Regions from separate parts of the Homo sapiens genome. Here regions 2, 3, 4, 5, 6 and 7 are each linked to region 1. Evidence: chromatin contacts called from ENCODE Hi-C or POLR2A ChIA-PET data. All regions are on one chromosome and are shown on one strand. Each heading gives the region's core, a stretch centred on a gene start or an enhancer-like site at or near the end of the contact. The rest is flanking DNA. Distances are from core to core; before and after follow the strand shown. Region 1 overlaps LOC105376387 (a long non-coding RNA gene). Region 2 overlaps IL2RA (interleukin 2 receptor subunit alpha). Region 3 overlaps LOC101928080 (a long non-coding RNA gene). Region 4 holds the start of PFKFB3-AS1 (PFKFB3 antisense RNA 1). Region 5 has its middle 59 kb from the start of LINC02649. Region 6 has its middle 26 kb from the start of LINC02649. Region 7 has its middle 40 kb from the start of LINC02642.

Region 1 (4,259 bases), core at 1,312-3,811:
AATCAAAAGCTTTAGGATGATAAATTCCTTTATTATCTTGTCCCTTAACTTCTATCTTCTGACCTAACTTCTAGGAACAACTCTCCTCTTGTACTGTACGCAATAGTTCTACTTAAAGACTGTTCCATGAAAGGAACAAGCTCTCATGACTCTCCATGCCTTCACCAATGGGCTAATTGCTGAACACATTCACTAGTTTTTTTTTGGAGAATATAAATTACTGTGGTCAGTAATCAAAAGCCAATGGACAGTGTTTCTCTTGAGTGGCTGTATTACCAATCATGCTTTATTTTTATTCTCCTTCCTTCCTTCCATAGGGGAGGAAAGACTTTTTCTCTCTCCTGTTAGGTTCTGTGGTTGGTCCTGAGAATTAAATAGACAAAAGACAGGTTAATAGGAGGGAAAGCATACAAATGTTATTTGATACTAATGTGTTTATGTGTATATGGGGCCTTTCATATGTAAGAAATGAGAATTCAAAGAGGTGAAAAGGCACAAGAACCTATATATCATTTTAACAGATAATAATAAATTATGGAGACATGGACAGTCAAGGGAGAAAGGGGTTTGGGTTTGGGGAGGCAAACCATGGGACAGTTACTAAGAAATACATAGGGAAAATTAATGGAAGGCAAATATAATTTTAGTAGGCTTGTTTGTATGGATTCATCTCAGCTTCGACTCCCCATCTCTGACAAAAATTCTCTCCTCTTCCTGGCACCTGGGGGGTACTTTTCTTACAGAAAATTTATGCCCCACTTTTATATACATAGAAAGTGGGGAGACAGCTCTTCCTGGATCTGCTATTTCTCAATCATCTTCAGCTCTAAATAATCTTCCTGGATCTGCTGTTTCTTGATCATCTACAGCTCAAAATAATCAATGTCCCAAAATAATATATTTTGGGGTGGCATACTATGACCCCTTTCACGTGTTTTCTTCTCATCTTTTTCTTCCTTTCTTTCATTCTTGTCCTTCTTTCATCTTTTTTCTCTTTTCTTTTTTCTATTTTTTGTAGCCTCTGGTTGTTTTTACATCACATTTTAACTAAATAAAGCAATAAAACTGTTTCTTCTGATTGTTTTTGCAGCAAGTATTCATCACATTTATAACTAAATAAGACACTAAAATGATTTCCATCTTGAAGAAAAAAGTGCTTCAAAATAAACACAATGATACCTTAAAATTGAACCACAATTTCTACCTGTTTCTCTTCCAATTGTTTGTTGAGGTTTCTGATGAGAATCGCTGGGTTGGCTTGGCAGAGAGACAGATCCTGAAGCATCTATTTCTGTTTTCTGCTTCTGTTTTGGCTCGAATTCTGGGTCTACCAGTAGTCTAAATGACCTCCACTTCCTCACTTTGACTCTACATACGTCTGACTGGCTGTGTTTGAGCCTGCCATACAAACAGAGGTGTGCAGTTCTCTTTAAACACCACTGTTCCATATATTTTCTTTCATACGATATTGAGTTAGACTCAGCAACCACCCCAATTATTCTGCCAGTTTTTCTTTATTATGCTTGACAACTACTTGGTGAGAGAATGGATTTTTCTTTGTGAAGTCAGCACACAGCCGCCGGTTGATTCTCTGAGAGAACAAGATATTTCACGAGTAACTGGATAAATGGGCCAACCTGACAGGACAGCAGGCCCTTGCCTCCAACAGTGCAAGAGAGCCTCTGTCAAGAGACCATGGCATTCCTCCCGTTTGGGAACTGATGACAGGATGGCTACAGTAAGCTGCAGCCAGATATTCTGCTAAGGAAACGAATAAGCAGAGAGATGAATATTTTGTATGCTTCCCATGTGTTCAGCTCTATCAGGCAGTCTCTCACACTTTATCTAATACATCTTCTCTGCTCTTCTTGACATAAAATTATCTTAAATTTTTACATGCAGAAAACTTATATATAAGGAACTAAAAAAATTAATCTGTTTAAAAGTTATACAGTGCGCAAGTGAGAAGCCAGATTTCAAAGAGAAACCAAACCTCTTGGAAACTTTGAAGGCCGACAGCATGGAGGTGGTTTGAGTGGACCCCAAACGGATGTGAACTGCCTCCTGACACTGGCCCAGTAAATGACTGGTTGTGGTGTACTGAGATAAACACTTTTAATTATTTTAAATATGAAGTAAAATCTAGAAAAAAATGTCCAGCAGAAAAAAAAAAAAAAAAAAACAACAACCAGCTCTTCTGGTTGTCATGGAGATAAGCCATTTAGCACTGCAAAGCCTTCCATGGGGAAGCAACGGCAATGGAGATTTCCAACTCCCAAGAACCGCATTCAAGGAGAGTTTCAACTTCCACTTGTCTTCCGAGGTCTGTTGTCTCTGAAAAAAAAATTTGTTGGGGAGGTAGGTATTTAAACTCATTTCCTGGGATAGAAAATCTAAGTAGCACATGCATATCCACAGAGCTTTGTTTCAGGACCCATAATGGGAACAAGTTTCCATTTCCTGTGAGGTGTGTACATAGTGTGTGTGTGTGTGTGTGTGTGTGTGTGTGTGTGTGTGTTAGAGAGAGAGAGAGCACCAATGAGCTCTCTAGAAACCATCGGAAGTGCCAGCTTGTAGAAGTAAACATAAAGCCCAGGCAAAGGACGAAAGAGAAAAAATTAGTTTGTCTCTAAAAGGAAACAGCCTTTAGATAGGAATGCATGTGAATCAGAAGAAACATGAAACTCTCATTCCTGGCTATACCATCTGCCCCACTTGTGAGGCACCGGCTAATTGTTGAGACACTGCTAGTGAAAATTGTGCAGGTTCACAGACTCTTAGGCAGCTGCTGTTTAGGGAAGTGTGGCGGCCGAGGGCCGACCTGGACTTCCGTTCTGGGAACTGGGGCTTCTCAGGAGAGTGGGTTTAGGGTAGCTGTGGCATGGAGGGTCCACAAGTTTCAGAAAATAGTGCCAGAGTGAAGTTACACTGGAGAAGAAGAGGTGGTCATACTACGGCATTCATTGCAAGGATGGAGACAAGGAGGTGAAGGCAGGCGGAGGCCCAGGTGCCAACTGATAGAGACAGGAGTACAGAGAAGACATGAGGGAGGATGGATAGAAGACAGAGTGGCTGAGGTTCCCTGCTGTGCTGAAGTTTTCAACGCAGTGCCTAAGCCTTAGCCCTTGGGTGGTGGGGAACAAGTCAAGCACACAAGGGGAATTAGAGAAGACCCACGCCTCCTTCTCTAGACGTGGAGGCAGGGAGTCAGGGAGGGCACATGGTTCATGTGGGTGCACACAGGAAATGAGAGAACGGAAACCACAAGTCAAGGGGCTTGCTGTCTTCTTGTCTGTTTGGATAAAAATAGAGCTACTGACTCAGCAGACAGTTTTCAACCTACCTTCAAGGCTCCCTGCTATAATTTTTTATTTCATTTCTTAATTTAAATTAGTTGATCACAGAAAAAGGCAGGTGATTTAAGCAGACCATATACTTCATTTAAGTCAAGGAACCATCATTGACACACCTAGCATTGTTGCATGCATATTCGTTGAAAATTCATCCATGAACTAACCATCATGATTAGGTACTGGTGATGGACAACTAAAATGATGGTAACTAAGTTAATGTACATTCCATATGTTATTCATTTCCAACATTTTTGATAAAGTAAGGAAATGGATAAGAGGGATACATTTTCAAGTCTGATAATGAAATAGATGTGCAAAACTGACAGTGGGACATATGTGGTTTTCAGAAGGAAAATGTTCATGAAAAAAGAGCTTCTCCATGATGGTCAAATGACAGGAAAGAAGCTGCATGCAGATGAGAAGAACTAGCACAAAGGGGAGTGTGAGAAGATGGGATAGCGGAAGCAGAGGTTGCATCAAACACTCGGAAGAGATCTTCTTATGAACATGACTATATCCATCAGTGTTTTCTCCTTCTTCTCCTAAAGAAGCAAGCAGACAAACAAACAAAAAACTAGAAGAATTTCCTAAGTCCTGCAAATTCAACTGTCCATGAAATTTAGAAATCAGATGATATGCTGACTTCAAAATACCTGTAGGGACTTTCAAAAGCCCCAAATAAGGCAGAAGCAGATGGAAGGAAGAGCAGTAGGAAAGAGTAGGAAAAATCAGAAGCTCAGAGAGTAATGAGTGGACTCATAAGAAGGAAAATTCAGGAAGATCCATAAAAATGCAAAAACTGATAGTCTGGTAGTACAAGAGCTATATTTCTCATTTGCAACAGTGGATATCTTGTGCCAGGACAAGGAAAGCTGGTGGTAGAAGTCACGATGGCCCCAGAAATGG
Region 2 (4,259 bases), core at 1-2,500, 880 kb after region 1:
AGCAAATGTTCATTGAGGAACTGCTATGTGTCAGGCACAGGGTTTGAGACACAGAGATGAATAAGAGCCCATCCTTGACCTCTGCACAGACAATTATGACACAGGCTAAGTGCTGAGATACAAGTTTAAAGAAGGAGTCGATGGAACACACAGATCGATGTTCATTACCCCTGCAAAACCCAGCACATCTCACATCAGGGACTGCCTCATTCACATCATGTTAGATGTGACAGAGAGGACAGCAGAGAGCGTTGTTTTGTCATCAACTACTAAAATTATTAAAACCAAACACCACTAATTTTGAACTTCAGGTAGACAGAGGATGTAGAGTTTTCCTTTGCTCAAGAAATTCCTTTACAGAGAAAATGGGAACATTTCAAGTGGGAGTATTTCAATTCCTTTAATAACAACCTGTTTTCTAGCTCCCACATTCCCCAAGTATTCTAGAAGCACCTTTCATAATGGACAGCTCTGACCAACTGCCCCACACACATGCATGTGAACCGTTCTCCAATCCTAAAAGTCTGTGACTTCTCCAAGGAAAGGAGGAAGGAATCGTATTAGTCCAGTTTACATTATTATATACTTTGTAGCAAAGCAGCAATGTTTCCTTAAAAAATTCTATATATATATATATATATATATATAGCTGGGCATGATGGCTCACGTCTGTAATCCCAGCACTTTGGGAGGCTGAGGCGGGCAGATCACCTGAGGTCAGGAGTTCGAGAACAGCTGACCAACATGGTGAAACCCCGTCTCTACTAAAAATACAAAAGTTAGCCAGGTGTGGTGGCACATGCCTGTAATCCCAGCTACTCAGGGAGGCTGAGGCAGGAGAATCCCCTGAACCTGGAGGCTGAGGTTGCAGTGAGCCGAGATTGAGCCACTGCACTCCAGCCTGGGTGACAGAGGGAAACTCCGTCTCAAAAAAAAAAAGAAAAAAAATATATATATATATATATATATATTTGTGTGTATTTTCTCCTCATGAAATGAGCTCCTTGAAGCAAATCGGCCCATCTTTTCAGAGAAAGATCAGTTTATTACGTCACCAAGTAAAGGGCAAAGGAATCATTTCTAAAAGTTTCGTTTGAAGTCCCCGGAGTTAAAGTTGACGTCAGCCTCTTCCTGCCCTGGTGCCCCGAGAGTTTCCCGGGAGTTTTGGGGATGACACCCGGCTGCATGCGTGACATCTCGCTGGCTGGGGGCAGGCCTGGTGGCTTCCCCGACAATGAAACCAGGCAGAGCCTGCAACCCAGCTGAGCACCAGTGTGGTCTCTGCTTCCGGTCCTTGTGGTAGCACCTCTGTTTACAGCCTGATTTAGAACAAAAAGAACTTTTGTAAAGGAGAAAACTCCTTATATTAAATGGAAAGCAAAACAAACAATTACCAAAAAAAAAAAAAAGTTGGAGGGGTGTTTCAGAATAAAAGAGCCGTCTCTCCAGACATCTGTCTGACGCCCAGGTGGCGCTGAGACCACAGGGTGAGCCTTTTGGCTGGAGATGTTGATCCCTGGTTTACTGCACTTCGGGCTTTCACTACCTTTCACCCACCGGACCATCAGTTTCACTTTCCCTCTCCCAGCGTCTCTCAAGCTCTGCTTCTCTGGCCCCGTTTTCAATCTAGTGCAAGAGGACCTGTAGCCAGGGCACCCATCCTCCTCCTCCTCGTCCTGCACTGGGATCCCAGCTCTGAGCACTCCCGGGCCAGGGAGGCCTTGCTGCGTGCTCTGCTTCTGTGATCTTACAGATTCCTCATGGCCACCATAGGAGATGGGGACTGTTAGCACTATTCCCCCACCCCAACCACCTTTTTTTTGAGACAGAGTCTCACTCTGTTGCCCAGACTGGAGTGCAGTGGTATGATCTCGGCTCACTGCAACCTCTGCCTCCCGGGTTCAAGAGATTCTCATGCCTCAGCCTCCCCAGTAGCTGGGATTACAGGCATGCCCCATCGCCATGCCTGACTAATTTTTGTATTTTTAGTAGAGACAGGTTAGTAGAGACCATGTTGGCCAGGCTGGTCTCAAACTCCTGACCTCAATTGATCCACCAGTCTCAGCCTCCCAAAGTGCTGGGATTACAGGCTTGAGCCACCACGCCCTGCCACCATTCCCATTTTACGGATGAGGAAACTGAGACCATGAGGCAGTAATTCACTCTCCCAAGAAAGCAAGGAGCCAGTAGATCTGAGCAGAACCCATGCATTCAGGCCGACACAGGAAGCAAGCTGTCAACAGGCACTGTTCATCTCCTGGGCTGCCTAGGCAGGCCCTGAAGCTCTGGTTTTCAGTCACCCTGTTATTCATCCCCAAGTTAATCTCCCCTGAAAGCACCTGTCGTGATGCCCTTTCGGCTGCAAGAGCTCCAGTCATTTCCATTGCCTCAGGGGCACTTTGCTACCTCCTCTGCCTGGCACACAACATGCTCCCCAGCCAAGACTGTTCCCTCAGCACATAGCACGCCTTGGCCAGCAGGTCTCCTCCTGTCCTTCAAAGGGAACCTCCTCATTTGTGATTTCAAAGCTGGACTCCCAGGAACACCCTCCTCCCTTACTGGAACAATCTTCCCCATCTTGTCTGCCTACCGGAATTTTTCCCAACCAGAAAAGCGTCTTGAGAGAATGGAAAAGTCTTATGAATTTGGAAAGTTGACAGCTTGAATTCAAATCCTAGCTTGAACTTGTGAATTTCTACTTTCCTTTACGAAAACCTTTGCATGCCATTCTGTGCAGGCACTAGCAAGGTGGTGGGAGGGAGATGGATACAGTAGGGTGAGTGCCGTGTAAAGAAAAGGGAGCAAAGTCTGGGACTGCAGAGAAATGCCACAAAGCACAGACAGAAGAGTCCCGGAGGCTTCCCAGAGAAAGATGACAGCCAATGGGAGACCTCCAGGGAAAGCAGGAGTTAAGAAGGTAGAAATGCATTAGGGAAGTGTGGCATGAGCATGATGGTCAATTTCAATGTGTCCACTTGCCTGGGCTAAGGGATGCCCAGATAGCTGGCTAAACAGTCTCTCTGGGGGTGTCTGTGAGGGTATTTCCAGGAGACACTAGCATTTGAATTGAATAGACTGGGTAAATTTCTTGTTGGTAGACTGAGTAAAGAAAATCACCCTCACCAGTGTGGTGGGGATCATCCAACCATAGAGGACCAGAATAGAACAAGAAGGCAGAGGAAGGTTGCATTCTCTCTGTTCAAGCTGGGACATCCGTCGTCTGCTCTTGGACATTTGCACTCCTGGTTCTCCAGCTTTTGGACTCTGGGACTTACAGCAGGGCCCCTCTGCTCCTCAGGCCTTCAGTCTTAGACTGAGCCACACCACCAGCTTTCCTAGTTATCCAGCTCCAGCTGGCATATTGTGGGACTTCTCAGCCTCCATAATTGAGTGAGCCAACTCCCATTATAAATATTCTCTTATTTATCTACATACATCCTATTGGTTTTGTTTCTCTAGAGAAATTCTGTTTCCCTGAATAATACAATGACCAAGGCCCAAGACAAAACACATGGTGAGCTCCAAGAGCCACGCAGAGTCCCGCAAGGCAGGAGAGCTCAGGCACATAGTGGAAGCAGAGATTTTGAAGTTGGGCATGAGCTGTGTCTTGGAGTCTCCCCATGTCACTGGGCTTAAACTGTGTCCTGGAAGGAACAGAACATCCCAGAGGGGTCTCAGTCAGGGCATGGCTTGTACTTTGGAGAGACAGCATTGGGTTTATGTGAAGAATGAAGGAAGAAGAGAAAGCACTGGGTTTATGTGAAGAATGAAGGGAAGCAGAAAGGCAAACCCATAGGGCATTGAGTAACCTCCATGGAAGTCCATGAGGGTAGGGTTTTAACCTCGGTGGGCCTCAGCTTCTGTTCGTATAAAATGGGAATAACACAGACCCTGCTGGGTGCTGTAAGGCTACATAAGCTAGCCTGCCTAGAGTGACCAGAGCACACAGTAGGTGCTCACTAAATGTGACTTGCTGGGCTTCTAGTCTGCATGGCCAAAGGCCCTTCCCTCGGACCTTTCCGTGTGGATGCCTCACAGGCTGCTCAGTCTACACATCCAGAACTGTCCTCCCTCCCTGGAACCTACTCTTTCTCCTCTCTTTGCTATCTCAATGAATGGCACCCCATCCTCCCCATCGCCCAGGAAATCTGGGCAAAATCCTCATTTCTTCCTTGCTGTCCTCCATGCACCTAATAATCCAGCCTCAATTTTTGGCAATTCCAACTTCTAAAATCTCTTAACGCCAGCAACCCCTCTTC
Region 3 (4,259 bases), core at 925-3,424, 790 kb after region 1:
TCTCAGAAATGTCCAAATCACGAAAGACAAAGCGGGTGGAGGAAGCGTTCCACATTCAAGGAGACTGAAGAGACATGATGACCAACAGCCGCACCCTGGACTGATCCTGAACCCCCAAAAGGCTATTCATAGGACAGTTGATGAAATGCAAGTTAATTATTATTCACTGATTATTAGCCAGTTATTAATTCTCACATTTTGATAATTGTGCTGTGGTTATGTGACGTTTAGGGAAGCTGAGCGAAGGATAAAGTCATAATAAGTCATTTAGCCACGAGGATGCATTCTCAGATTGGCCAGGTACAGTGGCTCATGCCTGTAATTCCAGCACTTTGGGAGGCCAAGGCAGGAGGATCACTTGAGGCCAGGAGTTCAAGACAGCCTGGGCAATATAGCAAGACTCCATCTCTACAAGAAAATTTTAAAAATTAGCTGGGTGTGGTGGCAGTGCACGCCTGGACTCCCAGCCACTGGGAAGGCTGAGGAGGGAGGATGGCTTGAACCTGGGAGGTTGAGGCTGCAGTGAGTCATGGTCACGCCATTGCACTCCAGCCTGGGCAACAGAGAGAGACACGTTTCGAAAAAAAGGAAAAGAAAAATCAGTTTTCTTCCACTAAAACAGTAAGTTTAATTTTCCTAATTTGCTGTTTGTACAGTATGGTCCTCTGCTCCAAGCTTAAAACAAAAATCTATAGGAAACGTCACCTTTCTAGAGGAAGCTGAGATGGAGCAGCTCTCGTTCTACAGGAGGGGCTGCACAAGCTCTCACCACACATCTCTGTCCTCAGGAAAAGCCTGTGCTGAGTGACCAGGAGTTTCTTGTCACTGCTGCATTTTCTTCTTCTTGTTTTTTGTTTGTTTGTTTGTTTGTTTTTGAGACAGGACTGTGGCCCAGGCTGGAATGAATGCAGTGGCGTGATCACCGTTCACTGCGGCCTCAACCTCCCGGGCTCAAGCAGTCCTCCCATCTCAGCTTCCCAGATACCTGGGATCACAGGTATGTGCCATCACACCCAGCTAATTTTTTGTATTTTTGGTAGAGACGGGGTTTCACCATGTTGTCCAAGCTGGTCTTGAACTCCTAGGCTCAAGTGATCTGCCTGCCTTGGCCTCCTGAAGTGCTGGGATTACAGGTGTGAGCCACCACACCTGGCCTCATCCCTGAAGCATTTTCTGCCACGTCTTAGGCTGCATTGGTGACATAATCTGGGGGCTGCCGCCCCTCACAGCTACGTGACTTCATATGCAAGCTCCTTGGCCTCACTGTGCCTCAGTTTCCTCATCTGTAAAATGGAGACAATAATAACACCTGCCCCTAGGGTGGCTGTGAGCATTGCATGAGATAACATGTGTGTCAGTCAGGAGTTTTGGCTGCAAGCTAGGGATCCAACTCTGGGTGATTAAATCAGAGAGGAATTTATTGGAGGGTATCGAGTAGCTCACAGGTTTGGGAGAAAGTCAGGAGAACTAGCCAAAGCTGCCAGAACTCTGGCCAAATTCACATCAGAGGGCGGCTCTGGCAAACTCAGGACGCTAGATCCGCATGGGGGCACCGCCTCTTGAGCCTGCTCCTTTGTCTCTTGAGTTACCTTAAGAGGCTGGGCAGGAGCTTCTGGCTCCCCCCGTGGAGGTCTCAACCTCACCCCCTTAGCTGCAGGGAAGGCTGGGGAAGTATCTGATGGTTTCAGCAGCTACTGCTGCCTCCATGGTAAGACATACCTAGTTATGAATAACTAACTAAAATAAGTCTGTAAGGTGGGGAATTCCCCAACCTAGGAAAGGAGCTCAGATGAGGAGCAAGAGAGAAAGAAGAGGGGATGGGGTGTGGAGAAGAGGAGAGGGTGCCTTTGGAGCAGAAGCCAGCCGTGGCAAGCACACGGGTTGGTCATCGCGGGTGTCCTCCACCACCCCAGGCTCCCTTGCCTCCCCTTGGACTGCTATCGGATCTAAAGAGGCTACTGAAAAAGAGGAGGCGCAAAACAGAGGCATGAGTTGTTCAAAGTCAAAGAACACAATGAGGGAAGAATTAGTCATTTCAGAACTGGAATGAAACTTACAGCTCATCTAAACCAGATGCCCCATTTTACAGAGGAATGAGGCATTCGCAGGCTAAATGACTCGTGCGGGTCCCCCAATAGCTGATGGCGAAGCTGTGAATTCAGACCCCCACTTCGCTTGAGCAGTGACGGGAAGCTGGTGACTTCAGGCTCTGGCAGGTCAGCCCGGGGTGCAGGGGGCGGCTCCTGGGCTCCTGCTCAGCAGGAGGTGGAGGGGGTCTCTCCCTTCCTGAAGCTTTGAGAGCTGGGGTGCTGAGTACATTCTTGGGCTGTTGGGTGACACCATTCCCCTCTCTGAGTCCCCCAAAGGAATAGCTTTGGCTTCCTACAGTTACAGGGCTTCCTATATTAAATCTCAGCTCTTCGAAACACCCAGAGTAGTTTATCTTGTTCCGACTGGACCCCAATTGAAACGGACAGAACACAAGGAAAAGAGCCCAGGATTTCAAGGTGGAACCTGGTTTTGCCACTTACCATTTGTGTGGCTTTGGGTAAGGCATGTAACTTTTCCACCTTAGTTTGTCCGTCTGTAAAGTGGGCATATTCATACTTCACATTAGGTCTATAGAATAGACATTTCATCAGGGTTGAATTTTTTATGTGCTTATATAAATGAATTTCTTTCTTTGTAGGGGTAAATGGGCTCAGATGGCTCAGAAAAAAAATACGCACTCGCACATGATACACACACACAGAATGATTTAGCAAATACATAGACAACTGGTGAGGAACAATTGGTCAGTGTGGGAGAAGAGGATAGAGGTGTTTTTCAGTTTGAAATTGTTTCAAAATAAATGCTTTCAGGGCCGGCATGGTGGCTCATGTCTGTAATCCCAGCACTTTGGGAGGCCAAGGCAGGCAGATCACCAGAGGTCAGGAGATCGAGACCATCCTGGCTAACACGGTGGAACCCCATCTCTACTAAAAATACAAAAATTAGCCGGGCATGGTGGTACACGCCTGTAGTCCCAGCTACTCAGGAGGCTGAGGCAGGAGAATCATTTGAACCAGGGAGGTGGAGGTTGCCGTGAGCTGAGATCGCACCACTGCACTCCAGCCTGCGCAACAGAGTGAGACTGTGTTTCTAAAACAAAACAAAACAAAAAAAATGCTTTCAGGAAAGAAGAGACAGCTGTGCTAATTTACATCTACTGAACTTCAATACATGTGCAATTTAATGCAGGGGATGTTCGTTTACTTTCTATTGCTATGTAGTGTTCTTTTTTTAAAAAAACAAAAAAACACACACACACACACACAGAAATTTTGTGGTTTAAGCCCCACCCCTTCATTAGCTCCCGATTCTGAAGGTTAGAAGTCACACTGCCTGCCTGTGGCTCTGCACAGACCTCGCCCAGCGGAGATCAAGGTGCTGACTAGCTGAGTTCTCATCAGGAACCTCTGGAGAAAACTCCACTTCCCAGCTCCTCCTTGTGGGCACAATTCAGTTCCTGTGGAGTGGGAATAGGGTCCCCATTTCCTCGCTGGCTGTCAGCGGGGTCACTCCTAGAGGCCACCCTCGTTCCATGCCACGTGGCTCCTCCTTCCGCAGGGGCAAGGGCAGGTTGGATCTTTCTCGTGCTTTGAACACTGATGTCTTCTTCTGGGTCCTGCAGGAGAAAGCTCTCTGCCTTAAAGGACTCCGGCCCCCAGCAATCTCCCATCTTACAGTCAACTCATGGGGACCTTAATTCCATCTGCACAGCCCTTCCTGGCAGCTCCTAGGTCAGAGCCGAGCTGAACACCTGGGAGGAGGCGCACACACGGGCCCAGGAACCTGGCAGCAGGCTGCTGGTGGGGGGCATGGGCTCCCCAAGGGCCCACGGTTGGCCTGGCCCAGCCCTAGCACAGCTGGTGTGCTGTGTGCACTCTTTCTGTCATCCTCCCCTCAAAACGCAGCTCCTACGTGCTGCCCTGGCTCTGGGGAAAGGTGATGAATTATCCTTTCTCCTCCATTCAGCTGAAGTTTCAGACATCAGGATTTCTCTCTAGGGAGAGGCTCTTTTCTTCTCTGTGGTGATGTCCCCGACAGAAGAAGAAGAGCGTTGTGTTGATTGTCCCGCCGTCCTGGCAACTCCACAACCAGGGGAGCAGGACAGTGCCCAGGACCCACAGGTCGGGCAGCCATCCCTTCCTTCATAAGGAACGAGGGGCCACAGGGAGGCTGTAGAGTCCGGGAAAGGCTCTTGCCAGCTGTTCACA
Region 4 (4,259 bases), core at 1,176-3,675, 730 kb after region 1:
AGACTATACCTCAAAGCCACACAGGAGGATACCAGCAGTAGGCGGGACAAAAGAATTAATCCATTGGCTTTAGCCAAATTCCCACCCTCCAGCTCTGAATGATTCTGACAGGGATTCTTAGGCAAATCTCTCACTGCGTGTGAGACGTGCAGGTTGATGGGGTCTAATGGATCAGGATCCAAGCCTGGAGGGAGGACGCCTTGGTGCACGCTGGAGTTCTCAAGATCACAACTGAGCTGATGCCAACAGATCTCAGAGCCCTGGAAGTCACGGGACACTCCTCTCAGACCCGTGGGCATTCGTATACAATCACATGTATTTACATATGTGGGACTAGCCTCCAATGCAGTTTACAAAGTGCTATAGAGATAATACTTGCTTTATGCAAAAGTTGTTTCTGCATTTGGCCTTGGCCAAACCTCCCTGGGGATTTAAGAGCTGCATTCCACTCCACTTACAGGTTTTACACAAAGACAAGAGAACCATGGGCCACCCCAGTTCAAGCGCATCTGACTGGGCTGGGCAACACACCCACATCCCCCAGTCCTGGGCTACCTCACAAAGAGGGGGAACAAGACCTCTCCTGAGGGCTACCCCAGAACCCTGAAGTCCACCAGGGTGGATCTGCTGACGTCCCCACCCAGGGCACACCATGGGGGTGGGTGTGGGGAGAGGGGCAGGTCTGGACGAGGCCGGTGATTCAGACCGAGCAGGGCTCCAGGAGAGCTGCCAAGTCCCGCGGGGGCCGTCCTAAGAAACGTAGTAGCCGGGCAACCCTGCCTGCCAGCCGCCTGCGCTCAGGCGCCTTCGGATGACCCGAAGCCACCTCGAGAGTTTGCACCTGGATCCCACGGTCACTACTCAGGCTACGACCTGACCTGGGCAAAACCGCACCAGGCGGCTCCCTGTCCAGCCCATGGGAGCCGGGGCGCATTACCTGGAGAGGCAGCGTCGCCCCTCTGCGCTGCCCACCCGCCCTTTTCCGCGGCGGCGCTCCGCAGCTGAGGTGGAGCTCGAGGTAACCCTCTCCCAAGCGATCGCTGGTGGCGGGGGCGGCGACCGGCGGGGCGGGGCAGGGTACTGCCAGCCAATTCCGAGCACCGGGGGGTGCGTGCGCCCGGGGCGCGTGGAGCAGCGCCAACCGTGCACTCACCAACCCACCGACCCTCCCCAAAGCCGGGGACACAGGCGTGGCTCCAGGTGGCTCTCCTGGCGCCCCCAGCACGGGCGCCCCCATGGCACTGGAGATGCACGGAAGAGAGAGAAGGAGAGAGAAAGAGATAAAAGCAGAAAGAAACAGTGGGAGAGGAAGGAGGTAGAAACAGAGAAAAACAGAGACATATATATCGAAAGAGAAAACAGGACAGAGAAATAGGTTATTAAGTGAAGCGAGGGGATAGGAATGCATAGCAAGGCGGGAGAGGAGATGGAAACATGCAGAGAGAGGAGATCCGGACGGTGAAAAGGGGCGGAGGCGCGAGCGGCCGGGTCCCTGGGCTGCGCTCCGGCGACGGCCGCCCGAGACGGGTGTCGAGGACAGGGATCGCGGAGGATGTGGATCCCCTCCCTGGCCTGCCCAGGCGCGCGCGTCCCTCCGTCTCGGGGTACGCAGCCCGGCCGGGCGCACTCGCCGTTTCCGGGCCGGCGGGGCAGCCACCGGGACAAGGGCCACAGCGCCCCCGCCGCCCGGCCAAGGACGCGCAGCCCGCGCCTCCGCCCCGCCCCGCCGGCGCGACCCGCACGGGCGCGCCCCCCGCAGAGGGGCGTCGGCACAAAGCCGCCCCACACAATGGCCCGGCCCGGCGCAGCCCGCCCTGCAACCCGGCTCCGCGCAGCTGCACTCACATCTGGGCAACGAGGGCCTGTGGTCCACGGGCACCCAGATCTTCTGCACTCGGCTCTGCGTCAGTTCCAACGGCATCTTCGCGGCTGCGCCCGACGGCCCGCCTCCCGGGGCCGAGATCCCGACGCTGGCAGGAGAGCGGCCGCCGACCCCCGGAACAAAGGAGGAGAGGGGGGCGTGCGCCGGCGCGCGGCCGGGCGTTTCCTGCGCTGCCAGGGGAAACGTGCTTTGGGCTAAGTTCCGGACCCTCGCCTGTGCGGGGCTCGACGTGTGCTGCGAGGGTAGCGAGGCTGGGGATGCCCGGCACGGCCGGCTCGTCCGCTCGGAAAGCTCTGGGATGCTCGGGCGCAGTGACAGCCGCGCTCTCGCCACCAGGCCCTGCTGCTCGCCTCCTCTCCGGCTTGGCTGGGATGCCCCGCGCACCGCCGGCTTTTAAAGAGTCCGGGCTGGCCGCAGACGCGTACGTCAGCCTCGGGGCGGGCCGCATTCCTTGGGTCCCAGCCCCCTTCCACGTGGGGAGGAGGGTGGGCGAGCCGGGAAGCAGCCTGCGAGCTCCCCCTGCGGGCCGGCGACGGCGGTGCACCAGCTCCCGCCGCCCTGCCCCGGGCCTGGAGCGCGCCCAGCCCTGCTGAAGGGTCCTGGCTGCTGTTATCCCCTCGTCCCGTTGTCCCCTCGGGACGTCTGGCACAGCTTCCCCGACTAATTCCGGCCCCTCACCTCAACTGTGCTGGCCGGGAGGAGAGCAGAGACGCAGTCCTGCCCAGTGTAGACCGTGGACCCCGCAGCCGAATCCCTTGGGAAGCTGCTTAAAGTGCATCCTACCAATGCAGCTCCTTTAGGGCCATGGAGCCCCAATACTCTGCATTCCTAACACGCGCTGTGGGGCAGGCGCAGTCCAGGTAAGGACATGGGCCAGGCTGCTCCCTGATAATACCCGTGAGCCCATCCCCCGCCACGACCCGGGCGACCCGCGGGGAGGAGGCTTCCCTGATCCTCCCACCTCACCTCGTCCTTGTCCACTTTGCTGAATCCCTTAGAAACCTGGACTTGAACTGAGCCTTGCTCCCCTCCCCTAGCCCAAAGACTGGGAACCTTGAGAGGCCCGCGGTGCTGGGTACGAGGAGGGGGCGGGAAAGCCCCGGGGAGCTGGACTGAAGTGGACTGGGGCTGGGGGCAGCTGGCATCTGGTTTTCACACTCACCATGTACACCATTCAATAAACCTTTATCGCCCCGAGTAGAAGAATGAATAAAACTAGACCCATTTCGATCTGCAATTCATTACCTAAGTCGAGGGAAAACTATTGGGGGCGGCCCCTTATTAGGCAGACTCCTAAAATTCACTCCGTTATCCTGCACACCCTGCAGCTCTGCCTCCCCACTTTTTGGTGCATGCGTGCCCCGTCTCCTTTCCCGGCCCTCGCAGTTTGCACCAGCTCGCGACTTGTGACAGTCGTGCAGTCAGGTCAGAGGCGTGCGGGGAAGATCTGGGTTGCTTTTGGTGGGGAACCGCCGCCCGCGCCGGGACGGATGTAACTTTTGCAAACGAAGCCTCAGTACGGGAGCGCTGCGCCGCCTTGCAGAGAGGTGCACACTTAGCGCTGAGGCTGGGCTGTGATTGGAGGGAAGGCGGCGCTCGCTGAAACCTACACCGCGGCGGAAAAGTCTGCGCAGAGGCTGCCACACGTCGCTCACGTCCCGCATGCTCCACAGGGAGGGCGCCCGCGCCCAGGCGGCGACCGGGGCTGCTCCCGCCCCGCGCGCCCGCCCCACCCGGGCCTCCACTCCTCCCGACCCGCCGCCTGCCGAGGGGCCCCGGAACGCGCAACATCGGCCACCTGGCCTGTGCCCCGCCACCCTCCCCCACGCCTCGACCCCCACTCCCCCTCCCGCCTCGACCCCCACTCCGGCACCCCGCCCCCCGCGCCGCCCTCTCAGAGCCCCTGTTCCCGCGACAGCTTTGCTGACGGTCTGGTTTCCGCGCTCTGGCGGCTGTTCAGAAACCCGATGCGTTGCATTTGGACTTGTTTTCTGCAGTGGGAGCACATGCCAGAGGCGACACCCTAAACGCCCAGGGGAGAGTCCCACTCCACTCCTGAAATAAGAGTGGGCTGACCCGAAGAGGGAAACAGCAGGCAGCGAGCGCCCGCGCCACCGGGACGAGTTCCCGCCCTGGGGTTCGCGGGGGTCGGGGAGGGCTGTAGGCTGCGCGCGGGGAGAGCGGCTGCACCCCTGCAAAGAGCGCCCGCGGTTCCTGGGGAATGACGGTGCACCTGCGCGCCCGCTGCTTGCCCACCGATTTTGCACACGTACAGGCGAGGCAAGCGGACCAGGGGGCCTTCTTCCACACTCCCTACAAGCTTGCAAACACTGCTGGTTTCAGCTCACAGGGAGAGCAGAGAGACGGCGTCTGCCCC
Region 5 (4,259 bases), core at 570-3,069, 660 kb after region 1:
AAAAAAAAACGTAAAAATAATCTGCTTGGGCATATAGGGAAGTAAAAATATACTGAAGAATCGCCATTCAGGGAAGATGAAGACCCAGGGAGGGGAGCCCATGTTGACAACTACTGTTTTAAAAAGCAATTGTCATTTCTACATACTAGCAGTAAATAATTAAAAAATGAATTTTTAAAAATCTTTAACTTTTTTTTTTTTTTTTTTTTTTGAGACAGGATCTCACTCTTGTCTCCCAGGCTGGAGTGCAGTGGTACGATCTCAGCTTACTGCAGCCTCAACTTCCTGGGCTCAGGTGATCCTCCCACCTCAGCCTCCCAAATAGCTGGGACTACAGTCATGCACCACCATGCCCAGCTAGTTTTTTGTATTTTTAGTAAAAACAGGGTTTTGCCAAGTTGCCTAGGCTGGTCTCGAACTCCTGGGCTCAAGCAATTGGCCTGTCTCAGCCTCTCAAAGTGCTGGGATTATAGGCATGAGCCACATCACCCAGCCTCTTTAACCTCTTTATGTTTGAAATTTGTGAATGTATGATCCAGTACAAAAAAAAAAGTTAACTAGTCTTTTTTATTAAATATATTTATATAATTTCTATTTATTTATTTATTTGGAGACGGAGTATCATTCTGTCACCCAGGCTGGAGTGCAGTGGCACAATCTTGGCTCACTGCAACCTCCACCTCCTGCGTTCGAGTGATTCTCCTGCCTCAGCCTCCTGAGTAGCTGGGATTACAGGTGCACGCAAACATCCCTGGCTAATTTTTGTATTTTTAGTAGAGATGGGGTTTCTCCATGTTGGCCAAGCTGGTCTCAAACTCCTGACCTCAAGTGCTGGGATTACAGGCATGAGCCACCGTGCCTAGCCTTATATAATTTTTATAATAGTATAGAAAAGCACCCCCAAAAAGGTTCCTAGCATGAGGCATAATAGCAGCCACTTGAATTAAAAACCCTCTACGCAATCTCCAAAAAGAAGTTTATCAAGAAGTACAAATAAGACACACATGCTTTCAGCATTACTGGGATACAGAGTAACTTCAAATGATGCCAAGAATTCCACACCTAATCTCAACATAACCACCTTAGGGGCTCTGCCTGTGGCTTCCAGACCATGGAAGTGGCGTGGGGGAGGGGAGACAGGAAAATCCTTGAAAAGCAGCGGACATGAGAACTGCTCCGTCGCACAGGGCCCCATGCTCAGGACACTACACATGGTTTAACACTGTCATTGCCAGCTTGAAATTCTTAGTAATTTGATTTTTTTTTTTTTTTTTTTTTTTGAGATAGGGTCTCGCTCTGTCACCCAGGCTGGAGTGCAGTGGCACCATCTCGGCTCACTGCAACCTCTGCCTCCCGGGTTCAAGCGATTCTCCTGCTTCAGCCTCCCGAGTAGCTGGGACTACAGGCGCCCGCCACCATGCCTGGCTAATTTTTGTATTTTTAGTAGAGACGGGGTTTCACCATGTTGGCCAGGCTGGTCTCGAACTCCTGACTTCAGGTGATCCGCCCGCCTCGGCCTCCCAAAATGCTGAGATTACAGGCATGAGCCACTGCACCCGGCCAGTAATTTGATCTTTGAACTGATGTTTGAGAAGTGAAGCTTGCTGCCTTGATGGCTGGGAATTCAGCAAGTGAGTAGAAGGGGCTGAAAGGAAGCGTGCTATGTCTACAAGTGAGTAAGTAAGAACGCCAACAGCCCCGAGACACCGCACTTTCTGTTTGACCCAGAACTTGCCCTGACTGCAGAAAGAAGGCAATGACGTTCTAAGAAACTCTAACCACTAAGGAGCCTCATCCTGACCTCCTACTTCCCTGTATTAGCCAAGTACACATGCTGAAGTGAGGAAAGGGAAAGCCAGTGAAACCCACAGTTCCTTCTCCTTTCAGACCTTCCTCACTCATTAGTACGTACGTCCAGGGTAGCCAGCAATGGCAGAACATGAGCGTTATCAAGCGGTGAATAAAAGCAGTGAGTTTGTTTTGTACAATATCTCCATTGTTCTCATAAGAACAAGATACATATGCCTATACAAGCTGGGAAATACCAGTTGTGTGATTGTGGTGAACCCACTTATGAGTTAAATGCGCTTATGTTTGCATGTAAAATTGTCACTGCACAATATAAGGACGAACTGTAGAACTCATGCTAATAACTTGTTTCTTTATTTTGAATAACATTAAATAGCAAATTTTAAAAAACAACATGACAAGAGAAAAAAGGTGAAAGATTTATAATTTAGCACCTCTAAATTCTGCTTTTTTCTTTCACATAGTCCCCAAATTCCGCAGACAATCTTGCGTTACGCTGTCAATGCTGTGAGCCAGCATTCTCCCTGTGAGCATAATGGAGGCAAGGCCTGCTTCGCACGCATGAGACCAAGGCCATCATGCGGGGCCCCAGGTTTGGCAGGGACCCCTTGCCCTTTATTTGGGTTAATGCTCTGCTGTTGCTGTTTTGAAATACTGAATAAATTTTGAAAACGGAGTCCTACATTTTACTTGGACTCTGCAAAATATGTGGACAGTCCTGGGTGAAAGAAGAACATTTGCATTGAATTAGAATTGGAGATCTCAATATGAATGTATATTTCCAATAATACAACCATATATAGATATAGATACACACACATACATATTATAGTTATTGTATGGTTTTATTTACGCATATGTGAACACACACACATATTTATCCCAACTCTGGCCACTGAAACACCCTAGAAGCAATGACACCCACTGGCAATAACACAACTACAACCAGATCTAGGACCGAGGGCTTGTTAGAGACATCGACAGTCTTAGAGCTGAGACAGGGAAGGCACAAGATGAGCCTGGAGTATTGTACAGGCCTAGAAATCAACGACGTCCTCAAAGCAGAAGAGGAGAGCATGCCGAAGGATACAGGAGCCAGCCTGAAGATGCTCCTATGACCCAAATCTGGGACAATTTGAGTGTCAAAATAAATAAGGACACTATGGATTATAACTCATTAAATATAATAGGAATCAATGAATCCATAAAATAAACAGTCTCAAGCTCAGTGGCTCATGCCTGTAATCCCAACAATTTGAGAGGCCGAGGCAGAAGGATCACTTGAGCCCAAGAGTTTGAGACCAGCCTGGGCAACATAGTAAGGCCTTGTCTCTACAAAAAAATTTAAAATAACCAGGCGTGGGGCACAAGCCTATAGACCTAGCTACTCAGGAGGCTAAGGCAGGAGGATTCCTTGAGCGCAGGAGGTCAAGGCTGCAGTGAGCTATGATCATGCCACTGCACTCCCACCTACGTAACAGAACTAGACCCAGTCTCTAAAAAATGATAATAATAAATAGAAAAACAAAAAAAAAAATGAAGGACAAGAGAAGTCTCCTCCTGACAGCAGAATCCTGAACAATAAACACAGAAGGAGGGGGTGGAGCTGGAAAATTATGTTTCTGCAATCATTATAGCAAAGATTGGTTGAGACAAGAATCATCAGTGAAAGCTAAACTTAAAAAGAAATTTGGATGAGGAGTAGGATGTCTTCGTGGCACCAGTGTTTCCCCATAGATTGCTTATTAGCTCCAAGGGAGAAAATAGTAAATATACGGTGGAAAAATTGAACAATACCTTGGGCAGGTGGTCAAAATAATTACCCGCAAGAGGCAGGTGGGGTGACAGGCCTTCATAGGTGATACCCCAAGAGACACAACATGACTTCCATAATATTCTAGCCAGGGATGTATAGCCTAAACATAATAGTGGAGAAACATGAGACAAAATCAAATTGAGAAACATTTGATAAAATAACTGGCTTGTATTCTTCAAAATTGTCAATATCATGAAAAACAAAAAGCTTAAGAAACTATACCAAATTAGGTGAGGGGCGGTGGCTCATGCCTGTAATCCCAGCACTTTGGGAGGTTGAGGCAGGCAGATCACATGAGGCCAGGAGTTTGAGACCAGCCTGGCCAACATGGTGAAACCCCGCCTCTACTAAAAATACAAAAATTAGCCGAGCATGGTGGCATGCACCTGTAGTCCCAGCTACTCGGGAGGCTGAGGCAGGAGAATCGCTTGAACCCGGGAGGTGGAGGTTGCAGTGAGCCGAGATGGCGCCACTGCACTCCAGCCTGGGTGACAGAGTTAGACTCCATCTCAAAAAAAAAAAAAAAATGAAAGAAAAAGAAACTATGCCAAGTTAAAGAAAACTAACACAAATTGACAACTAAATGCAGTAGGTGTCTCTGAATGAGACCGTGTACCTCCAGGGAAACAATGCT
Region 6 (4,259 bases), core at 537-3,036, 630 kb after region 1:
GCACTTTGGGAGGCCGAGGCAGGTGGATCGCCTGAGGTCAGGAGTTCGAGACCAGCCTGACCAACATGGTAAAACCCCACCTCAACTATAAATACAAAAATTAGCTGGATGTGGTGGCGCATACCTGTAATCCCAGCTATTCAAGAGGCTGAGGCAGGAGAATCGCTTGAACCTGGGAGACAGAAGTTGCAGTGAGCCAAAATCATGCCACTGCACTCCAGCCTGGGTGACAGAGCAAGACTCTGTTTCAAAAAAAAAAAAGAAAAAGAAAAGAAAAGAAAAATCGCAAGTATGTTACCTTCGTATAAATAACAAAGTTAGCTCACTTCTCTGTTTCCTCCTGTTAGGAAGTGGATAAAGCAAAATGATCATCCAGTCACTAACCTGTGTGGTGGGGAACTTACGAGGTTGGTTAGTCATTAATCAGAGCAGATAATAAAGCATGTGACTCTCAGCCCAGTTCTCTGCACTGGAATAATGTGATCCTCATTTCCTGAAATTTAGTCATAACGAAGGAAGTGATTTGAAATTAGCTTCTCTTATAAAGATAGAGGAATCCTGATGAATTAGAGCTCCCTTTCACCTGGGACTTGCCTCCATCACACTTGGCGATCCCCACACCGCCCTTTGAGCTGAGCTGCTCTTGAGGGCAGACGAACTGCCCTACTGGGTCAAGTTGTCATCAGTTACATCCATCAGTGCTTTCCAGAGAAAATAAAAGGGTACTTTCCTCAATCTATCTGTTATTGCAGTAAGTAAAAAACCTGAAAATCCAGATTAGCACAATTCATCTTCAATGAGGATTCTTCACTTTAGGAAACAATGTGCTTCTCTGGGGCACTAAAAACAAGTTTATTTCCAAAACAAATTTTGATCAATGCTCAACAGTTTTTAAGGATGTATCTCAAATGATCTAAGAATATGCATCGACCATTATTTATAAGTAAGGGTGAAGGAAATGCACCTTTATGAAGTCCCTGAAGCACCCAGGGACTGTACCAGATGCCTTACAGGTGTACATATGTACTAGGTATAAAGGTTAGTTTCCTAATCTAGGTATGTGTAAATCCTCATCTTACTTTATTTCCTTGAGTCAAAGTCAATTCCAAGTCACCATTCCATTGAGATAATGAAAAGCCCAATGGTGGATGCCTCCTCCTAGTCAACATCTCCCCCCAAATTATAGGAAGGCACACAGAGCAAGATATCATCTCATGTTCACATGGCCCACGAAGTCTGGCCATGCCAAGCTTGGGCAGAGGAATCTTCTGCAAGATGGCAGCTTCCACTGTTACGGACCAGCCTCCATGGTGCACCAGAAAGGCACTCCCCTCAGGTGTCCTCCCACCTTGCTGGATGTTGCCAAAAATAAAAGAACAAGATTCCTCTATTTCTGGCACCCACAGCTTCCTGTCTCCTTTCAAATCCTGCGTAATTACCCTTCTCTCAAAGGCAGTAGCTTCTCTCTAGTACCTACAGCATAATCGCCTCAAGAAACCAAGGCTTCCAGAACTCAAACCCAGGAAGGAATCTAGGAGGATTCCAGAAATCAAGCCCAGGAATGAATCAAACCCAGCTGCACTCAACTCTGGACTTCCACGGTGCCTCGCGAGACTGGCTTTGCTAAGGCAAGGGCTTCTGGGTGGAGTTAATAAGAAAGCAGCATGAAAAGGTGCTTTGAGACACGACACATCGTTTCCTGCTAACGATCAAAGAATATACACAGCTGTTCCCGTTTCGGAGCAGTTCTGGCCCCAGGAGAGAGTTGCTGAGTTGCTTTCTGGAAAAGCTGGCTTTGACTTTTCAAGGCAGCTCATGCTGCTAAAGGTTGCATAGGCACAGAGAGAGGGAGCTGCCGGGGGCATGGGGGAGCCTTCCCTGATGCAACTGAACTTGAGCTGAGCTCACTATGTCTCTAGAATCTACTACCTATTCCTATTCAATAAATACAAGTATTTATTAAACATCTGTTACGTGCCAGGTCCTGTGTCAAATGATGGAGGAAGTGAAAATGCGTAAGACACAGTCTCACTTTGAAGAGTTCTCAGCCTTGTGGGCAAAGGCAGGAAGGTTCATTGTGTGGCTTGAGTGCACACAGGGAGGCTTTAAAGAATGTGAGAGGAATATGAGGAACAGATGCTGCCCTGGAGTGACTCGCATCTCGCCCGAAGAGACAAACAAGGCACCCAACAACCACAGAACCAGTAAGTGCCAAACCATGGGTACTAACCCTAACTACAATGGGTATTCTGAAAAGGCAGAAAAAATTTAAGTGATCTTAGCATAATCAGACTTGGTGAGGCTTAACATTCCTCCCTCTTCACTAAAAAAAAAAAAAAAAAAAAAAAAAAAAGTCTTCTGAACAGGCACTGCACTAGGCTCTGGGAATGCAAGCCTAGGAAAGTCCAAATCGACGCCTTAAAATGTTCAGCAGACAGTGAAGGAAACATGGAGCTCCAAACCAGGGGCTAAGTGCCACCCTCAACACAGCTTCAGGCCTTCACTCTTCCCAGGAACTGGGGACTGTTTCAGAAAGGGGGTGCCATCTCTGCTGAGCTTTGAAGGAAGGGTAGAAGTTAGCCAGGGAGCAAGGTTGGAGGTAAGGGGTTCTAAGCCCAGGAGACGCCAAGAGTATAAAATTGGGTAAATTCCTGAAAAGTCAAGGTCAAGCAATTCCTGTATAAGGAGAAGATTTGGTGAAATCAAAGAGAAGACAAACTTGAGGCCAGTAAATTATTACCCTTTATCGGTCTTAACAGACGGGAACTAACAATATATCCCTGCGAAAGATCAATGCCGGAGTGAGGCTCAAGTTCACCTCCCGCAGCCTGTGACTCACGGCACACTGACTCAGCCATGCTACCTGCAAGGAGGCACGTTAGGACAACGCAGGGACCCAGCACGTGCCAGTGAGTCTCTCTCTGTCCTAACTATGGGATGCCACCCTCCTGGGTCAGCTGACTCACCCCTGCCTGTAAATCCTAGTCAGGTCTGTAGGTGCCTGGGGAAGAATCCTACCTACCTCTGAGTAAAGACAGGAATAGAAGCTGGTTCGTCTAGAGCAGCAACACAACCAACGTTGAAAAAAGCAAACACCATTTCTGAAAATTGCATGCAGAGTGCATGGTATCAACTGACGTGTCTCCCCTAGGAGAGTGAGCCATTAATGCTTTGCTAACCACAGCGCTATCAAGACCATCGTTTCCAATCCTACAAAGGAAACACCAGGAAAAACAGAATTTAAAGGTTTTATTTGTCAACCTAAAGAGGAGGCAATCAATATCATTTGAGTGCTTTCATTACATCCGAGAAGGAAATGAAATCAGGATGCACCAGCATGGGTTTTAGGCTATGCAGCCAACAGAGATGAACCAGACGTGTCCTCAAGGAGCTTAGAATCAGGTGGAGAAAATAAGATGTCATATAAATTACCTAAGCAATAGTTGGCACAGCACTATAAGCCACCAAATGCTGCATTCTTTTTCCGCACCAACAGATCCGGTATGTCTTCAGGGAGCACCTGCGTTGGGGTGCGTTAGAGATCCATCTGGAAGGCCAGGAAGACATTCAGGACCATTCACAGCTGGAATGCTCCTGAACAGCTGCCCAAGATCCAGGCCTGGCCTTTCAGGATGCCCTGAAAATGCACTGAACAAGGCCAAGTGCAGTGGCTCACACCTGTAATCCCAACATTTTGGGAGGCCGAGGCAGGAGGATTGCTTGAGGCCAGAAGTTCAACACTAGCCAGGGCAACATAGCAAGACCCCATCTCTGAAAAATATTTAAAAATTATCCAGGAAGTGTGCCTATAGTCCTCGCTACTAGGGAGGCTGAGATGAGAGGATCTCTTGACCCCAGGAGTAGAAGGCTGTAATGAGCTATGATCACACCACTGAATTCCTGGGCAAAGAGCAAGACCTTGTCTCAAAAAAAGAAAAAAAAAAAAAAAGTGCCCTGAACCATAGAATAAGTGGACTCTGGACTCTGCCATTCTCCTACTTCCCTTTCTTGAGCCAGTTTCCACGGGCATTGGCCAAGGTAACCTAGGGTAATCCGAGGTTACCCTAGGAGAAGCAGAACTCACAGCTCACAGAGCTGAGACAGAGGAGAAGTGTGTTTGGCTTGGCTTAAACCTAGACTTCCTAGGCCAGGTCACAGTGTCTCCTCCACTTTTTCCCTTTAACTTTTGCTCAAGAGATCAGACTGATTTATAAGATAAACAGACTGCTAGCCAAGAAGTCTCCTTCCTCCCCCCTTCT
Region 7 (4,259 bases), core at 999-3,498, 580 kb before region 1:
CTGGGATTACAGGTGTGAGCCACTGTGCCCGGCCAGGTGGCCCCACTTTCTATATTGCTTTCACAGAGATGCCAGATCCAGTCTGGGGCAGGAGCCAGCAGCAGTGAATTCTAGAGACTAAGTTCATCAAAAAGTATATTTGCTTGTGCCTCAGTCTCCCCATACACAAAATGAGAGCGCAGACAAGGACCATGGTCACAGCATGAGGTTTATTCATACAAAAATACAGCTAATGCCTGCTGGAAAACCCTTTGATTTGTAATTGTTGATGAGAAGTCACTTGACAAGCATTCTTGAAGGCTGTTGTTGTGGTGAAGGTGAACGCAGTCCCACCTGGAGGCTGAAGAGCCCACCCACACTTAAGCCTAGAAGCCCAAAGAAACAGGATGAGAGGGTAATTCTTTCACGTGGAATCTCATTTTCTCAATCATTACCAGGCAACTCCAAATTTTCCTTTGAGGGTCTTCACCCTCTGACATCAGCATTGTAGAAACCAGGAGAGAGGAAAAGAGGGAAAGAGCAGAAGTTTTCTAAACGGGGGAAAGGAAACGTTTGTCGTCCCCACAATGTAATAAACTTGTTACAGGGTTTATTAAAGAGAAAACCAGGATGTGAGCAGAATTTCCTTTTTTTCTCCTGCCTGAGAATGCACTGGAATTTATTGTGCCTGAGCTTTCAAATCTGTTCCTGAGCTGTCAGCAAGGAGGAGTTGCAGGGTCTCAGTGGAGCCCTGTGGCCACGTTGCCCTCTACAAGATAGACCCTGCGTTACTCCTCTTCAAAGCCCAGCCCTGATCAGCCACACAGCCAGGAGCACCAGATAGGAGGTAAGCTCCCCACAGCTCCCAGTCATCGCAAAGGACATTACCATGCTGGAAATTAGGCAGACCTATCATTTGTTTGAGAACCACTTAAAAAATCCGCAGCACCAGTCCATGTCCTTTGTCTTGGCTTTGTCTTATCCTTTTAATTTAAGATTGTGGAGAAATGGATTTAGGGAAGAGATATCAGCTCCTCCTCCCTGGAGACACCAATATTGACTAACACTGAAAAAGCAAATAGTATCACATAACCTACTAAAATAAAGCAGGGAAAGTCATTATACTTTTACTTTATTGATCCAGTTCCTGGCTACATGGGGAAAAAAAAAAACTTACATTGTTGAAGCTGGCAATCTCTAATGCTACAACATGTTGTTAAAAAGTGGTGCATTTATCTGCACACAGGAAACAAGACATTATACTGAGCAGGAGCTGTGTTAAATAGTCCAGGGATATGCGTAACACTAAACAAACAGTGCTGGGCTAGGCCAGAAGGGAAAATAACCTCGTGAGGATGGGACGTGTGCATTTTAAAAAATTGTCAGACAGGTTTTCTGAATAGACAAAAAATACACTTCAAAGGCTTTCTTTTGATTTTGTATTAATGACTTCCAAATACATTTCTATGATAGCAACATCCTTTAAATGGGTCTTGAGAAGAGGGTCCATGCCAGCCTTGTACTAACCTCATTCAATATTTGTGAGTAAATGAATGGTACCCATTAAGTTCACATATTTAACTTTGAAAATTGGACTAATTTATAAATCATTACTAGGGTAATTACTAGGGTAATGATTTATAAATGAAAAATTGCAAGGATTAATATTTTTCTAGTCTACACACATGCATACATATATAAATATATATACATATATAAATATATGTATATACATATACAAACATGTATATACAAATATATGTATATACATATACAAACATGTATATACATATATAAATATATGTATATACATATACAAACATGTATATACATATACAAGCACATAAATATGCATACATGTGTATATATACACACTAAATATACATTGCAGCAAACACATTTTTGTTTGACAACCTCCTGGTTGCACATTTGACATTTGCAAAGTAACACATTTACCAAGAAAAAGAATTTGGATTTAATTGCTTTGATAAAGTCACAGTTTCCTTTGTGGTATTTAAAAGATCATGTTAGTACAAAGGTTTTCACAGGTCAGCAGCTTCTCACTCATTCTTTTTCACGAGAACTTTCCCAATCAATCAATTAACTAACAAGCATGTATTAAGGCAGGGGTCCCCAACTCCTGAACCATGAACCACTAGCGGACAGGTGGCCTGTTAGGAACTGAGCCACCCAGCAGGAGGTGAGTGGGGAGTGAGCTTCATCTGTATTTACAGCCACTCCCCATGGCTCATGTTACCGCCTGAGCTCCACCTCCTGTCCCTGAGACCCTCTTCGACTTCCTGCCATGGAACAACACACGGGCTTGCAGCTGCGTCCCTCCTATTTCTTTCTTCCTTTCTGTGACAACGGACAAGTTGCCCTTATCCCTCTGAGGAAGCTGTCCACCTGCACCTCCTGCCTAATCAGCAGGAGCATTAGATTCCCACACAAGAGCAAACCCTATTTGTGAACTGCACATGTGAGTGGTCTAGGTTGTGCACTCCTTATGAGAATCTAATGCCTGTTGATCTGTTGCTGTCTCCCATCACCCCCAGATGGGACTGTCTAGTTGCAGGAAAACAAGCTCAGGGCTCCCACTGATTCTACATGATGATGAGTTGTATGATTATTTCATTATATATATTACAAGGTAATAACAGTAGAAATAAAGTGCACAATAAATGTAAAGCACTTGAATCATCCCGAAACCATCTCCCCTCCACTGTCTGTGGAAAAATTGTCTTCCACAAAACCAGTCCCTGGTGCCAAAAAGGTTGGGGACTGCTGTATTAAGGTGTGTGTTCTGTACTAAGAATTGTATTGAATACAAAGAATTAATGATATTGTCCCTGCCACCAAGAAACATAGTTGAGTGGGAGAGATAGTTATCTTTTCCAGTAGGAGAGAGAGGAGTTTGTGCTTCAAGTATCATGAAACATTCTATACTATGTGAGTGATAAAGGCAAGCACTGTCCTAGGCGTCTATGTGCAGCTGAAGTCACTGAGGAGTGAGTAGATGGTGTTCAAGACCTTGGAATAGGAGTAGATCTTGGAAACACGGCGAAGAGGCAGAACACAGAAGCAGAGCCAGGAGTGACGTGTGCCAGATGATTTTAATCAGTGGTACAGTCTGGGGAACCAATACTCTAGATTTTATCCCAGGACAGACCCAGAACATCAGACATAATTAGATCATGCCGTTTAGCCTTATCTGCAGAAAACAGCTTTTCCGGAACTGTGTGTTGGTGTTATGTCCTTTCTTGACTAAAGTGAAGGAAGTCTTCTGGAAAAAGGTATTTAAAAAATCAGAACACTGCACTAGTCTTTTCAGTAAATGTTACAGGAAAAACTGGACATCCACATGTTTTTTAGAAAAAGAATATAGACACAGACCATACATCCTGTGTGAAAGTAATTCAAAATGGATCATAGACCCTAAATGTAAAAGCAAAACCATAAAAAATAGGAGAAAATCTAGATGACCTTGGGTTTGGTGATGACATTTTAGATATAACACCAAAGGCATGATCTATGAAAGAAGTAACTGAGAAGCTGAATTTCATTAGAACTAAAACTTGTACTTTGAGAAAGACACTGTCAAAAGAATGAGAAGACAAGCCACAGACTGGGAGAAAACATAGCAAAAGTCACATCTAATAAAGAATCATTATCCAAAATATACAAAGAATTCTTATAATTCAACTATAAGAGAATAAAAAACCTGGTTAAAAATGGACAAAATATCTGAACAGACACCTCACCAAAGAAAGCACACAGATGGCAAAGAAACATATGAAAAGATGCTCCTCCTCATATATCATCATGGAAATACATATTAAACAACAGTGAGTTCCCACTACACACTATTATATTATACCTGTTAGAATGGCCAAAATCCAGAGCACTGACAACATAAATTGCTGGTGAGGAGGTGGAGCAACAGGAACTCTCATTCACTGCTGCTGGGAATGCAAAATGGTGCAGCCACTTTGGAGACAGTTTGGCAGTTTCTCACCAAGCTAAATATACAGTTACCATGGGATCCAGCAATTGTGCCCCTTCCTATTTGACACATCAGGAGCATCGCCATCTTGGACAAACACTGCCATTTTAAGTTCCCCTAAATCCAGCCCCAAAACATCAGCCTGATGGCTAATGTCAGCATGAACAGAAACATTTCAACCCTTAGAAAACCTGCTCCGACCAGAAACATGCCAACCCTGAGATAACCCCAACTCCAACCAGAGACATTCCAAACCTACAATAAAACTCTCCTTCAT

Evidence for each region. A loop is a pair of places that touch in the nucleus more often than their neighbours do. ChIA-PET counts read pairs that join two places held with the same protein, here RNA polymerase II (POLR2A). Pooled maps may share reads with other maps.
Region 2: a map with no recorded cell type shows a loop between it and region 1 (15-fold over the local background). The contact joins two enhancer-like sites. A Hi-C loop is called at or near these places in 7 of 37 single-sample maps with no recorded cell type and 6 of 50 pooled maps.
Region 3: a pooled map shows a loop between it and region 1 (5-fold over the local background). The contact joins two enhancer-like sites. A Hi-C loop is called at or near these places in 4 of 37 single-sample maps with no recorded cell type and 3 of 50 pooled maps.
Region 4: a pooled map shows a loop between it and region 1 (5-fold over the local background). The contact joins the promoter of PFKFB3-AS1 here to the enhancer-like site in region 1. A Hi-C loop is called at or near these places in 2 of 37 single-sample maps with no recorded cell type and 7 of 50 pooled maps. POLR2A ChIA-PET finds 5 or more read pairs at or near these places in 1 of 52 experiments (OCI-LY7).
Region 5: a loop to region 1 is called in a pooled map, with 6 times the contacts of the local background. The contact joins two enhancer-like sites. A Hi-C loop is called at or near these places in 5 of 50 pooled maps. POLR2A ChIA-PET finds 5 or more read pairs at or near these places in 2 of 52 experiments (HEK293 and OCI-LY7).
Region 6: a map with no recorded cell type shows a loop between it and region 1 (11-fold over the local background). The contact joins two enhancer-like sites. A Hi-C loop is called at or near these places in 5 of 37 single-sample maps with no recorded cell type and 5 of 50 pooled maps.
Region 7: a loop to region 1 is called in a map with no recorded cell type, with 4 times the contacts of the local background. The contact joins two enhancer-like sites. A Hi-C loop is called at or near these places in 2 of 168 maps with a recorded cell type or tissue (CD8-positive, alpha-beta T cell and naive thymus-derived CD4-positive, alpha-beta T cell), 8 of 37 single-sample maps with no recorded cell type and 10 of 50 pooled maps. POLR2A ChIA-PET finds 5 or more read pairs at or near these places in 1 of 52 experiments (activated T-cell).

What each region holds. Positions count from the first base shown.
Region 1 is chr10:6,926,698-6,930,956 of GRCh38, reverse strand. The region is part of intron 3 of LOC105376387 (a long non-coding RNA gene); the gene reads left to right. Among named protein-coding and RNA genes, the nearest start is that of LINC00707, 150 kb to the right of the region's middle. RefSeq lists enhancers at 2,822-2,911, 2,643-3,062. Within about 2 kb of position 2,561, at least 13 of the 41 ENCODE cell types and tissues checked have a DNase peak (open chromatin) inside an H3K27ac peak, as active enhancers do; they include CD8-positive, alpha-beta T cell and OCI-LY7, where a contact is called at or near this core.
Region 2 is chr10:6,048,207-6,052,465 of GRCh38, reverse strand. All of the region lies in intron 1 of IL2RA (interleukin 2 receptor subunit alpha), which reads left to right. Among named protein-coding and RNA genes, the nearest start is that of IL2RA, 12 kb to the left of the region's middle. RefSeq lists enhancers at 962-1,231, 1,322-1,451, 1,462-1,841. Within about 2 kb of position 1,250, at least 31 of the 41 ENCODE cell types and tissues checked have a DNase peak (open chromatin) inside an H3K27ac peak, as active enhancers do.
Region 3 is chr10:6,134,271-6,138,529 of GRCh38, reverse strand. The region is part of intron 1 of LOC101928080 (a long non-coding RNA gene); the gene reads left to right. Among named protein-coding and RNA genes, the nearest start is that of MIR3155A, 16 kb to the left of the region's middle. RefSeq lists enhancers at 1,658-1,957, 3,300-3,847, 3,848-4,259. Within about 2 kb of position 2,174, at least 3 of the 41 ENCODE cell types and tissues checked have a DNase peak (open chromatin) inside an H3K27ac peak, as active enhancers do.
Region 4 is chr10:6,200,923-6,205,181 of GRCh38, reverse strand. It overlaps PFKFB3-AS1 (PFKFB3 antisense RNA 1), which reads left to right and starts at 2,425. Exons shown (of 2, transcript XR_007062045.1): 1 at 2,425-2,742. It overlaps PFKFB3 (6-phosphofructo-2-kinase/fructose-2,6-biphosphatase 3), which reads right to left and starts at 2,250. Exons shown (of 15, transcript NM_004566.4): 1 at 1,846-2,250. The coding sequence starts at 1,921. RefSeq lists enhancers at 279-781, 2,521-3,025, 3,580-4,096, 4,097-4,259, silencers at 1,098-1,177, 1,408-1,917, 2,038-2,147, 2,198-2,527, 3,558-3,777 and a cis regulatory region at 2,056-2,587.
Region 5 is chr10:6,264,976-6,269,234 of GRCh38, reverse strand. It overlaps a transcript of PFKFB3 not described here. Among named protein-coding and RNA genes, the nearest start is that of LINC02649, 59 kb to the left of the region's middle. Within about 2 kb of position 1,819, at least 9 of the 41 ENCODE cell types and tissues checked have a DNase peak (open chromatin) inside an H3K27ac peak, as active enhancers do.
Region 6 is chr10:6,298,063-6,302,321 of GRCh38, reverse strand. It overlaps a transcript of PFKFB3 not described here. Among named protein-coding and RNA genes, the nearest start is that of LINC02649, 26 kb to the left of the region's middle. RefSeq lists an enhancer at 2,236-3,435. Within about 2 kb of position 1,786, at least 15 of the 41 ENCODE cell types and tissues checked have a DNase peak (open chromatin) inside an H3K27ac peak, as active enhancers do.
Region 7 is chr10:7,510,665-7,514,923 of GRCh38, reverse strand. No RefSeq gene overlaps it. Among named protein-coding and RNA genes, the nearest start is that of LINC02642, 40 kb to the right of the region's middle. RefSeq lists a silencer at 2,084-2,193. Within about 2 kb of position 2,248, at least 2 of the 41 ENCODE cell types and tissues checked have a DNase peak (open chromatin) inside an H3K27ac peak, as active enhancers do; they include CD8-positive, alpha-beta T cell, where a contact is called at or near this core.